Regions from separate parts of the Homo sapiens genome. Here region 2 is linked to region 1. Evidence: chromatin contacts called from ENCODE Hi-C data. All regions are on one chromosome and are shown on one strand. The core of a region is the stretch at or near the end of the contact, and the rest is flanking DNA. Distances in the headings are between cores, read along the strand shown.

Region 1 (6,965 bases), core at 4,077-6,576:
GCGCGCTCACACACACACACACACAGAGAACAGAAAAAAATGACAAAAATTCCTTGATTCATATCAATGAAGGAGTTGTGTAGAAGGACAAAGGGCATGATGTCCTGTTATGCTTAAACACTCAAGATGAATTAGCTTAACTGCAGATGGCCGTCCTCATCAGCTGCTAGTAGACACTCTTTATACATTGAACCCTGCTGCCTTTGTTCAACCTCCTCACGGTAACAACTCACAAGTCATTGGGATTTCAAGTAATCCATAGGCTTTTTGTGTCTCTCAGCCCTTAACCACAACCTTTGGGCTCTTCCTGTTCTCTGACACCAATCCTGCAAATTTAGTAGGGAGAGATCTATTCTGCAAATGGAATTGTAATATTAAATGCATACCGGGGGTGGGGGACTGTCTCCTGCGGTGTCAGAGGACCCTGCATTCATAATCGCGTTGCCTGCTCTGGCTGGCTGTGTACCTTAGCCTCTTTTGTTATATTTGAGGAACACCCAAGATAAGGATTATGGGGCAATGTAGGGTTGAGGGAAATTTGTGTTAGGATTTAATAGAACATTCTGAAATTTTTGGAGAAAAATGATAGACATAATATTCTTAATAACAGCTACAGTAGTATAGAGTATATACAGCATCCAAATGGAAATAGTTGTAAATATTTGTCAACATTAAATTTAGTTTAAAATAAAAACCTTGGGAGCTCAGTAGTCAGCTGAGAAAATGTCCTAACCTTGCATTTTGAAGGGGAGATTGACATTTCTTTTTTTTTCCATTTTGTTTATTTATGTATGTATTTGTTTTTCAATTTTACTTTTTATTTTAGATTCGGGGGCACAGGTGCAGGTTTGTTACAAGGGTATATTGTGTGATGCTGAGGTTTGGGCTTCTAATGATCCCATTGCCCGAGTAGCAGACATAGTACCCGATGAGTAGTTTTTCAGCCCATGCCCCCAGCTTCCTTCCTTTTGGAGTCCCCAGTGTCTATTTTTCCCGTCTTCATGTCCTTTTGTGGTGAAGCTAAACATTGGTTTAGCCTATAAGTGAGAACAGGCCGGGTGTGGCGGCTCATGCCTATAATCCCAGCACTTTGGGAGGCCAAGGTGGGAGGACCACTTGAGCCCAGGAGTTTGAGACTAGCCTGGGCAACATGGCAAGACACTGTCTCTACAAAATTTTTAAAAAATTACCTGGGCATGGTGGCATACACCTGTAGTCCAAGCAACTTTGGAGGCTGAGGTGGGAGGATTGCTTGATCCTGAGAGATTGAGGCTGCAGTGAGCTGTGATCACACCACTGCACCGCAGCCTGGGCTGGGCTTTTGAGACAGAGCAAGACCCTGTCTCAAAAGAAAAAAAAAAGAAGTGAGAACATGAAGTATTTGGTTTTCTGTTTCTGTGTCAATTCGCTTAGGATAATGGCCTCCAGCTGCATCCATGTTGCTTCAGGGGACGTGTTCATTCTTTTTTGTGACTTTGTAGTACTCCGTGGTGTATAAGTTTGATATTTTTTCGTTCTTATTTATTTATTTATTTATTTGAGAGGAGTCTCGCCCTGTCGCCCAGGCTGGAGTGCAGTGGTGTGATCTCGGCTTCACTGCAGGCTCCACTTCCCAGGTTCATGCCATTCTCTTGCCTCAGCCTCCCGAGTAGCTAGGATTACAGGCGCCCGCCACCACGCCCGGCTAATTTTTTTGTGTTTTTTAAAAGAGACGGGGTTTCACCCTGTTAGCCAGGATGGTCTCGATCTCCTGACCTCGTGATCCACCCGCCTCGGCCTCCCAAAGTGCTGGGATTACAGGCGTGAGCCACCGCGCCCGGCTGACATTTTCTTTATCCAATCTACTATTGATAGTCACCTGGGTTGTTTCTATGTCTTTGCTGTTGAGAACAGTGCTGTGATAAACATACAAGGGCAGGTGTCTTTTGTGATTTATTTTCCTTTGGGTGTATACCCAGTCATGGGGTTGCTGGGTTGAATGGTAATTCTATTTTTGCTTCTTTGAGAAATCTCCAAACTGTTTTCCACAGGGGCTGAACTAATTTGCATTCCCACCAGCAGTGTATAAGCATGCCCTTTTCTCTGCAGCCTCACCGGCATCTGTTATTTTTTTGACGTTTTAACCATAGCCATTCTGACTGGTGTGAGATGGTGTCTCATTGTGGTTTTGACCTGCATTTCTCTGGTGATCAGTGATGCTGAGCATTTCTTCACGTGTTTGTTGGCCGTATGTATGGAGACTGACGTTTATGTTGGATGACAATTATGGGGAAAAAACTCACCAGGACTACGTAATATAATCTTCCTTCTGTGTAGAAAGAGGCATTTCCTATGTCCCCAGACCATCACACTGACTCTACAAGATTGGGTTCTCTTGTCGTTATGGTGCTACAGGGCAGGATGTCCAACTCTGACACTCAAGGGAGATCAGGTGCGTTATAGGTAGTGTGGTTTAGTAGAGTGAAAACTATCCAAGTCACCTGGAATCCAGACATGAAGCCATCTTGATAGAGGGCCCAAGGGTAATCCACTTCAGTAGCCAGGAACCTGTTGAGCAAATGCCAGCTTGTGATAAAAATTTATTGTATGGATCACAGTGTCCCATAAAGTAGAGACTCTAAATGTTAAAAACAACATTGGCTGCTTGACTTGATTAGAACGCAGCAGTTTGAGATGTTTAAATGTGAAGGGCGAGAGGCTTGGCTTCCTATGTTTAAGGAGTTGATCTCGTGATGTTTGGAGAGCCCAGCTTTGAGATGCCTGGTCTCTCCTGATGCTTCCCTTTGATTCCACAAAAGGGAGGGCCCGGTGGCTGCTGAATGGTACAGTCTGAGGCGATGACAGAGGCTGCAGGTCTCTGCCAGCATTGGAGACCCTCAGACACAGTGTGGCTGGTGACCACTGGAGGAGGCAGGGTTCAGGTTCCTGGGCATCTGCAGGCCAGCTCTCAAACCCCCACCCACCTCCCACTTCCCCCCGAACCCCCGGCTCTCCACAGCTTGCACCTATCCTATCTGGAGTAGTAGTGAGAGTTGTATCCCTTAATTCCCATTTTTATTGGGTTTCTGGACAATGCTGGAAAGCATTCAAAATAGCTCATATTTTACTCTTACCTTGTGAGTCTAAGTAAAGACCCATTCATTTCAAGAAAAATAACTTGCTTTTGGTTCTGTCCCTGGAGCTAGAAAGTTTGCTGTTAAGTAGATTGATTACGCATCAGCCTGGAATAGCTAGTTCCTTGCTGTGTGGCCTTGGGCAAGCCACTCAAGTGCTCTGGGCTGTCATTTACTCACCTGTGAACTAAGAGGGCTGAACTGGATGATATTGAAGGTCCCTATTAGCTCTAAGTCAGGGCCCAGCATGCAGGCATATCAAGTTTCTTTTCTTCATTTTCAAAAAGTAAGCTTCTGAGAATATTTTTGACCATATTGCAAAGTCAAATAATTATTGAGTGAGTCTGTTATTTCATGCCATTCCTTTTCTACTAGCTAATCTAGTTTGCAAAATACCCTATGCTGCTGGTGAAAGGAAAAAAAAAAACAAAGTGTGAACCCAAAACTCATGATTCATTCTAAGTTAGTTCAACAGATTAGTTCCTCATTCTCTCAGATCTCCAGGGAAGAGACATCAACACCAGCCCATCGCTGATACCCTTTGTCCTGGCCTCCGGAGCGCTCCCTGCACAGTCCCAAGTCTGCAAGAAGGGGGATCTTTTCTTGAAAACCTACAGTGCTAATAATTGTCAAAAATATATAAATTCTAAATTTAAAATTTAAGGTATTGGTGCCTATGAAATGTCCCCAACACAAAGAAATGATAAATGTTTGAGATGATGGAAATGCTGATTACCCTGATCTGATCACTCACTTTATATGTATTGAAACATCATTATGAACTCCATGAATATGTATAATTGTTATTAGTCAGTTAAAACAAATAAAACTAAAAATGTTTAACGATAAGAAGAAAAAAATGTTGTGTTGTCAACACTAAGTTTTAAAACACGCTATAAGGTGGTTACTGAAAATTGCCTGCTGTGCTTGGTATGTTGTGCACAGCATTATGGTTATTTATTTGGGGGTGTTTCTGGTTGTCTTCTCTTGCCCCTGTCGCCACACACAGCCCATTGTGCAGCATTATGAGTGTCTCTTGGGCCAAATTTTCTGATCTCAGGTCCAGGATTTTTATTTCTTAGTGATAATAGTATGCATTTTTAAAAAGTATAAATGATTAGTATCAAATTCTAATATGTAGCTTTAAATTGGAAAATTTTTAACTAGAAAAATTTTAACATCATATACAGGCTAGAGTCTTTTTTTCTGCCAGTCTTTGTGGATTTTACTGGAAAAATATACATACATCCCATGATAGAATTTATTCTCTAGAAGATGATTGGCAAACTTTGGCCTGCAAGGCCAAATCTGTCCTTCCTCTGCATCTGGTACTACTCTTGAGTTAAGAATGGCTTTTACGTTTTTAAGTGGTTATGTAGGTGCCCACGTAATAGTCTCGACTTTACCTCTTGGTCCCCAAAGCCTGAAATATTTATGATCTGATCTTTTAAGAAAAATTTGCCAACTCTATTCTACAGAAAAGGAATGAACAACTAACTCAGCAATGCATATGGAGAGGAGAGGAGCATGTAAGTAAACCTGAGAACTTTGGTAATAAAGAAAGAGAAAATTTTATTCAGATTATACAGAAGTATTTACATTTATAAATGCCTCTTTGACAATATGATCGGTTTCAGTTTATCTTGTTGGCATGATTCAAAGCCCTGGTGTCAGAGATTGTTCCATTAAGTAGGCAGATTACACACACACACACAGATAAGGACATATCAAGTAAAAGCACAATTAAAGAGAAGTTCGTGGGAAGATCCTGATTTGCATACCCAGAGTGGGTCTGTATACACATTAATCTGACAGCGGCCTGGACGATTTTAATGTTTCTAACTCCGAATATAAACTTGTGTTTCTCTCATGCAGATGTTGCCCTTTCTTCTGCTTATAGGAAAATTCCCATGTAGTTTCAAAGCCCTGTCATGGGCAAGGTAAACAGTGGTGCTAGCTGTGAACAGATAAAATGTATATCCATCGATTAACTAAGCCTTGGAAATGAAACACGTCCTGTCTCTTGAATGCTGTACACAGAGCCAAGAGAAATAGACGGATCATCAGGCTTTACAAAGGGAGTTCACAGTAGTCGCTGATATGAGGGAATAATATCTTTGAAAGTTTCAAAACACAGATAAGATGAACTCATTTGTATTTCTTGGGAAATACTCTTCTGAAACAATGAGAAGCTCTTGCCAGGTTTAGGCTGTTCTGGTATGCAGTCAACACCGCCACCAGCTGGCCTAATTGAGAAAGACTATTTGTGCCTAAATTTCTCTTACAGAAACTATGTGATAAAAATAAAACACCTGGCAGAAGGACGCAAAGCTCTATCATTTCAAAATTCAGTTTTTTTCCTGTTTTGTGAAATGGCTTTCACAGAAATGTGCCTTTAGGTGTGACTGTTATCTTTTGATAGGAGTGAATACGTATTGGTATCATATGCAGCTACAAACCATTTCCAATATACGTATAAAATAATGGGAATTATGGATCTTTGTGGTGCTAATAATTACGTTTGTAAATACCCTGGTTTCCATTTTTTTGTCTTTCCATTTTCAAAATATGTGTATAGTGGAGACAAAGGAGAAGAGGGTGAACCTTACATTAACCGATTATATCTCATGCTGGCAGGCATTCGTGAAATGTTTGGTGAAAGGGAAGTTTAAAATTACTGATTAAAGTGAGGGTCTGTGTTTACTAAAGCATTGTACTTTAAAGCCATTCTTCATTGATATAGAACATTTCAATGGCGTTCTGTTGATTTAATCGTAAAGGTTCTGATGTTTATATCTGCTTATACTCTTCTACTGCAAACATTCACTTCCCAACAAATTTATTCGAACCACACATTACATTTTGGGAAGTTATGTTAACCAAATATTGTTGCTGCTATCTCTGTAATATGACTGCATTTAACTTTACTTTTGAATTTGTTTTTGAAGAGAGTACTTGCAGACAATGGGAGCTGCCTGGAAGAAATACATATAAGCAACATTTGTGTAATGGGCTAAATCCTTTGAAAAGCAGTGGTGGAGGTGGTAGTGGAGGGGTAGGATTGATTTAGGGAAGTCTACGTGTGTGTTAGCTGAAATATCTAAATCTGAAAGCAATGATAATACCATATGTAAAATTTCCAATGCATGTAACTTGAAGTATAGTATATATGCCCAAAGACATACTTTATTCTTTGACAGATTTCTAAGATTTCTAGTGAAAAATGAAATTAAAAACCCCGAGCAACAACAACAACAGCAACAATCTAAGAGAAATATGACATTAAAAACCCATTGATCGTAGTTTTAGACTTTAAAATGACTTGTAATATTAAAAGCTGGGACAGAGAACAAAAAGTGTGTCTGTATTAACACACAAATCAAATATTTTGGTTAAAACCATATTTTGGTTCCTATTCTTAAGGCAACACAACTTATTTTCAGCAATTCCGTCTTCTTGGACTCTAAGCAAGTTTTAAGACTCTTGGAGAATAGCCCAGGGTTTCTTACTTAGTGGTTAAAGTCTATTTGGAGTGCTTGGCACTTGTAATACTTTAAACATTAGTTTAAACTACTCCTCGCTGAAATGATGCTGTTGGCTTTTTGAACTGGGAGACGCCATAACCACCACCTGATCCAACCCTCTTTTTGGGGGGAAATGGAGGCCCTGTGTAGCCAAGGAAGTCATCTCAGTATCAAAATGTGTTTCTGAGTTAGGACGAGGACGTACGTTAGAGTAAGCAGTGGGTGTACTTCCTAATTGAATGAGTATTCTCATGAAGCACTAACTAAACTTTTTTCTTGACTGTTGTTCACACATTCATTGTTCCACTTTGGGTCTACTATGTCTTAA
Region 2 (6,067 bases), core at 969-3,468, 580 kb before region 1:
ATAATCAATAGGATATGTTCAAAAAGTGCAAGGATGATGATTTCAGCATTTGCTTCTAAAAATTTAATTGGAAGAACAGCTCCAAAAAAGGGATCAATATTGCCAGCTACTACCAATATATGACAGATAAGATACTGAAGAATTCAAACTTGGGTACATACCTTAGAACTCCTGCTTCAACCAAGGAGGTACTACGTTTACTCATTCCTTCATGAATAAATGTTTCTTGTTAGTCACTGTCACATAATATACAGGTTGAGTACCCCAATCCAAAAATCTGAAATCTGAAATGTTCCAAAATCTGAACTTTTTGAGTGCTGACTTAACGTCCAAAGGACATGCTCATTGGAGCATTTCTGTTTTTGGATTTGGGATGTTCGACCAGTAAGTATAATGCAGATACTCCAAAACCCAAAACATTTCTGTTCCCAAGCATTTCAGATAAGGAATACTCAATCTATATATTTTGCTTTGATTTAAACATGTTTTTGTATCTTTTGAATATTCATAATTTGTAAAAACTGGCACTTCACAACTCCTATTTAACTACTGACATTTTACAGACTAAAAGAGTTATGCTTATATTTCTCATTTTTTGTGTGCTTATTCATTTTGAGTTCCTTTTAATATTCCTTCAATATTGTAAGAGATAAAAGATACAGAATAATATGCCCAGGAGAGGAAATAACAGCTTACTCTGTCTGATTATACTATATTCTACAGAGAGAAAAGTACTCAGTGATAAAAAATTATTCACTAGTATATTATAATTTAAGTTAGGTTATCTACTGATGTAATTCGTTCCTAGAAAAGTCCTTTATTTTGACTTGGTGATTCTGTGTGATCGACTTTCACTCAAGCTTCACGACAATAACTGACACTAATAGAACTGGGTTTACGGAGATAAAGAGGAAGCGGATCCTTCTCCCAGAAGCAACCAGTGTAACAGAAGGTATGCAGTCTAACTTGTGAGTAAACAGAATTCTGGAATGTCCAATACTGGGGTAACAAATTCTCTCAAAGCTGGAGGAAATAAAGAAAATGACACTTTAACCTGTGTCAAGCTACTTCTCAGCTAAAATCCAAGTTATATTCACACTGAAGCTATGAAAACACAAACAACCCAGGAAGCACAGGGATGGAATTGATTGGCATTCTGTAATTCCCTGCCTTCCCTTTTGCTAACCCCTCATGGGCATTTTCAAGGGGACTGGCAGGACTCAGTGAAATCCTCAGCCACTTAACGAGGCTATTAATTGGCCAGGAGGAAGACTGAAGCCCAAGCTTCGACCTCAATAGTTTAAAGCTCTAACAAACCAACATCAATTAGCACAGACACAAAATTTTGATATCCTTTAGGTAACACAGAGTTTAAATGTTTTTTATTTTTTATTTTTTTTTTTGAGACGGAGTCTTGCACTGTCACCCAGGCTGGAGTGCAGTGGCGTGATCTCCACAACCAAAAAATGCGTGATCTCTGCTCACTGCAACCTCCACCTCCCAGGTTCAAGTGATTCTCGTGCCTCAGCCTTCCAAGTAGCTGGGATTATGGGCGTGGACCACCAGGCCTGGCTAATTTTTGTATTTTTAGAGGAGATGGGGTTTTGCCATATTGGCCAGGCTGGTCCCAAACTCCTGACTCTAAGTGACCACCCGCCTCGGCCTCCCCGAGTGCTGGGATTACAGGTGTGAGCCACCGCACCCAGCCTAAATGTAACTTTCTAATGATTGATATCTTTTGTTATGAATGCTAACTAAAATCTTACAACATTTTGGGGTTCTCTGTTTAATTTTTAAAAGCACTTATTATTAACTTTACTTGAGTCATGGACTCCTTTGAGAATCTGATGAAAAATGAGGATATCTTCTTCCCTGAGAACTGCACACATGTGTGAGCCAACACACGAACACATTTTTACCTACGACTTGAGGAAATTCACAGACAGTTTTAGACCCTAGGTTAGGAAATTTGGATTTTCAGAGAGAAAGCCACAATTTCCAGTGATCTTTCACTCACTGATGCTTCAATTTTGCATGTGTTTACTGAAGACCACGCGTAAGGCACTGTACGTAAAGCTGTGTGGGACACAAGGAACTATCGAATCTTGTTGTGGCAGCGGAGAATCTGACCGTGGAGCACACATAGGGTGAAGCCACAGACACCATCAACGCGGCTGCTGCAGAGCGCCTCTGGGATGGCCGTTTCCTCCTTGGTGATTTGGAGTCCCTGCCATGACCCCACGGTGTGGGGAGTGAGACAATGAGAGTGAACAGTACTTGCTTTGTAAGTGGTAAACCACTGTGCAAGTGTTAGCTGTTGGTTTTATGAAGTCAAACTTGCTTTCCTGTTTTGAGAGCCAACCACTGAGTAGTAAACCAAAAATTTATACCAGGAAAGTGAAAGTGAGATGGCAGAAGATTAGTCAGAAACATCCAAAAGGGTCTTCTTAATGAGGATAGAAGATCACTTAATCAGGAGTCTGCATACCAAAAGCATCCAGTCAACTGTTCTGAAAAGGTATTTTAAAATGATGATCCAATAAGAAAGAAAACTGCCAAGGTAATAATTGAAGAGGCATTTGCCATTGCAGCATGGAGCTCTGACTGTGAGTTTATGAAAAGTGTTATTTAATTTCCATTTTCAGGCAGTCCCAGATATTTTTGATATATGTAAAATAATGAGCTATTCATGTCTTCATAGGATATATAAACAAACTAAAATTAAATAAATTAAATAAGTGAAATGTTTATAAGGCATAGTCACTTATTTCTTACACAGAATATGCTAAAATAGCCCCTCCCTGGTGTTAAAATATCAATATTCTTTTGGAGTGAAGCCATCTAAGCCTGAAAGTGTGATTAATCTGGAGCGTGTCAGCTTCCAGACAGTCAAACAAATCATATTCAGTTCCAGATGCATCCCACTGAGGATGGCTGTGCTGGGGGTTTCTTTGTCTTCTCTTCCTCCTCACTCTCTTCAACCTAACTTAGGATGCTGAAAGAAACCATGAGGAAGGCCTGGGCCTCAGACACACTCTGGTTTGAATCCCAGCTCTGCTACTTAATGACTGTGACGCTGGCAAGTCACCTCCGCTGTAAAATTATGATAACAATGCCTCCTTTGCAGGCCCAAACAAAATGCACAAGAAAAGGAGTGTGAAGTGCCTGGAACGGTGCCAAGCAAATAGTAGTGAGTCAATACAATGGTGGCTACAATAGTGTGCACTGATGATGCCATTTCCTCTGAGTAAATTGGATGCATGCATCCTACAGCTACACAGCACTGTCTGTTTTGCAAAACACCTTCATGCAGATGTCATTTGTTCCTCATGACACATTTCTGAGTTTTGTGCAAATCTTACTGTAACCTGTGAGATGTTCGCTGATCTGTCAAAGTCACACAGTGCAGAAATAAGAAGTGGTCCAACTGAAAGCTGGAGTTTGACAATATCTGATATGTCCAGCCAGAAAAGCATCCTACGTTATCAGCATCTATTGGTACAGTATGATGCTTAAGCTCAGCTCTATGAATACTGTAAAAATCCAAGAAGGGGAAGAAGAGAAGAGCTATCTGAGAAACACGAACATATATCTAGGAGGCAATCAGTCTCAGGAGAAACTTTAGAGTCTAAGAAAGAAAAGGAAGAGCAGGCAAAGAAGGTTTTTGTGTAATTTCCAACAGCAATAGAAAGAACAGCCCTGTGAGCGGAAACCTGTAGCCTTACTGAGGTCTGGGCTTACAGGGACTAGAAGAATGATATTTATGAAAACAGTACAATAATGTGTCCAAGTATACACTGCCCTTTTGTAATCTCCAAAATCTCATGCTATTTTCAGTTACTGTTACAAGGAAAATGAAGAAGGAGACAATGAATTGAAGACCATAATCAAAATCCAATGCATGAGCTCTCTCTTTTTTAACCCCTGAGGGTAGGACAAGGAAGGAATATGCTAAAGAAAAGAAAAAACATGTTTCTTATAATTGGAAAGTGCTTGTAGTATGTGTGGAGAAATTCTGATGCACATAATTTCCTGAGTCCTTTCTTTTAATCCCCAGAGAAAAACATGGCATACCCCCTCCATTTGAATCTGCACATAAAGAGAAAAGGCAAGTTTCAAATCCAAAAGGGGCCATTAAAGGATTTCACTGGGTACTGGAACTGCATCCAACAATGGTTAGACATTTTACAAATTCTACTTATTTCTTCAATTAAAGTAAAAAACGCTTGAACAGAGATGCAGAGGTCATCCACTGAAGTTTGGGGTGCAACATCATCTGCCATCATGTGCTGGATTATCTAGACTAGCAAAGCACGGGGGAGTATACGTTCGTGGGGACTGGCATATAAGAACTTTGAAAACCAGCTGATGACTGCAGACGAAGCCTGGCTGAAAAACTGGTCAGGGTTCGTGATGACACCAAACGTAAAAAACAAAAACAAGCATGGACTCAGGGTCGCTTCGCTTCCTCTCCACTGTTCTGTAGGTGGTGGCTTGTCAGCAACAACTAGTTTCTAGAAAGAGAGTTTTATTGAAAATACTACCTCTGTGTTCCTGTTTAATATTCCTCATGCTTAAGCTGAAATGGATGTTTCAGAGCAAAATAGCAGTTAACTGTCATTAGCTGGAACCAATATTGTAAAATCATATTCTTACTTTGTGAATGACAGAGCCTGCTAATCCCTATTTGCAAACATGAGGCTCAAATGGCAGGGTTAAAGCAAACTGCAAGGACAGAGGAGGCTCTTGGCAAGGAGGGTTTAGACTAACTCACTGGATGATGAAAAAAGGCAGCAGAAATTCAAGGGGAAAAACAGAGCATGGCCTTTACATTTTATATGCATTCAAGGCAGTTAGAAAATGCACAGAGGGTCCTCTTTTTTTTTTTTTTTTAACTTTAAGAGAAGTCTACTATTTGAGAGCAATATCTATATTATTTGGGTTCTCCAAGGTCTTTCTCAATAGTTATGATATTCCTTGAAAGTAACAGCATTTACTGAATAATTCTCTAAATACAACTCTCTTCTCTTAACAAGGTTATTAACGAAAGCTCTGACCACTGCTTAGAATGTTTAGCGCTCAGCAATGTTGAAGTGTTAGGCATGAAATACATGTTGGTGCTAAATCGTTTCACAAAGTGGTTGGGGATGCCTGGGGACTACAACCTGCAGAGTGACACTCATGGAGGAAGAGGGCTGCCCTTGGGCAGGTGCGTGCACATCGGAGGGAAATCTGAGCACGTGTGGTGTGACAGCTTCACAGTGGGCCAGAGAAGGGCTCGACTGGCTCGGAAACAGGCCTGTGCTGAGCAGCATCGATGGCTGTCAGATGGACTGGCCCAGTTCTCCTTGGGGAGTGTCTGACACAGGAATTCTAACCGTTTCACTCCTCTTGAGAGGATTTGCAAGGAAGAAACTACCGTGGAGGTAATTATATCTTATTCCAAGAAGGAAAGAGTTAATCAAGATTTCAGTCTCCTTGGGAAGCACCCAGGAGAGTTTCACATGAAAGGGTGTAGACTTGTTTTTAAGAAATATCAAATCCATTAACAGTTTATGAGTATCTCAGACTTCAAACATTTACTATTGGGTCAAAAGTTCAAACCACTATACACTGTACATTTTTGAAAAACAGGAACTAAACTGAATTTTGAGTAGTAGCTTTAATTTAAAGCACAGAAATGACAAACTATTTGAAGCCAAACATGACGTACAAAAATTAATTGAAGAAAATCTTGAAAGAAGAAAGTGATGACCATTGTTGCTCCTTAAAAAATTCCCAAAGAGTGCTGACTATATCAGAGGCAAGGCCTTATAAATAAATGAATCAAAACCATAAGAATTCTACTTCCCTCATCTCTTTTCTTAGCTGTAATGTTCATATAAACATAGCTGCAGAATAAAGGACAGTATATTATCTGGTGTGGAGAGATGTACTGTCTTCGTAACTCACTTGTGCCTCATCACTCACATGTCACAGGCTAACCACCCCCGCTGCGGAAATCACAGCATCTATCATAGGATCTTTCTGCATCTGTGGAGGACACTCAGAGCAATGAGTTGATATG

Evidence for each region. Hi-C counts contacts between places; a loop is a spot of excess contacts on that map. Pooled maps may share reads with other maps.
Region 2: a pooled map shows a loop between it and region 1 (2.6-fold over the local background). The contact joins two enhancer-like sites. A Hi-C loop is called at or near these places in 1 of 168 maps with a recorded cell type or tissue (endothelial cell of umbilical vein), 2 of 37 single-sample maps with no recorded cell type and 7 of 50 pooled maps.

What each region holds. Positions count from the first base shown.
Region 1 is chr6:2,348,730-2,355,694 of GRCh38, forward strand. The region is part of intron 4 of GMDS-DT (GMDS divergent transcript); the gene reads left to right. Among named protein-coding and RNA genes, the nearest start is that of GMDS-DT, 110 kb to the left of the region's middle. Within about 2 kb of position 5,327, at least 2 of the 41 ENCODE cell types and tissues checked have a DNase peak (open chromatin) inside an H3K27ac peak, as active enhancers do.
Region 2 is chr6:1,768,318-1,774,384 of GRCh38, forward strand. All of the region lies in intron 7 of GMDS (GDP-mannose 4,6-dehydratase), which reads right to left. Among named protein-coding and RNA genes, the nearest start is that of FOXC1, 160 kb to the left of the region's middle. Within about 2 kb of position 2,219, at least 4 of the 41 ENCODE cell types and tissues checked have a DNase peak (open chromatin) inside an H3K27ac peak, as active enhancers do.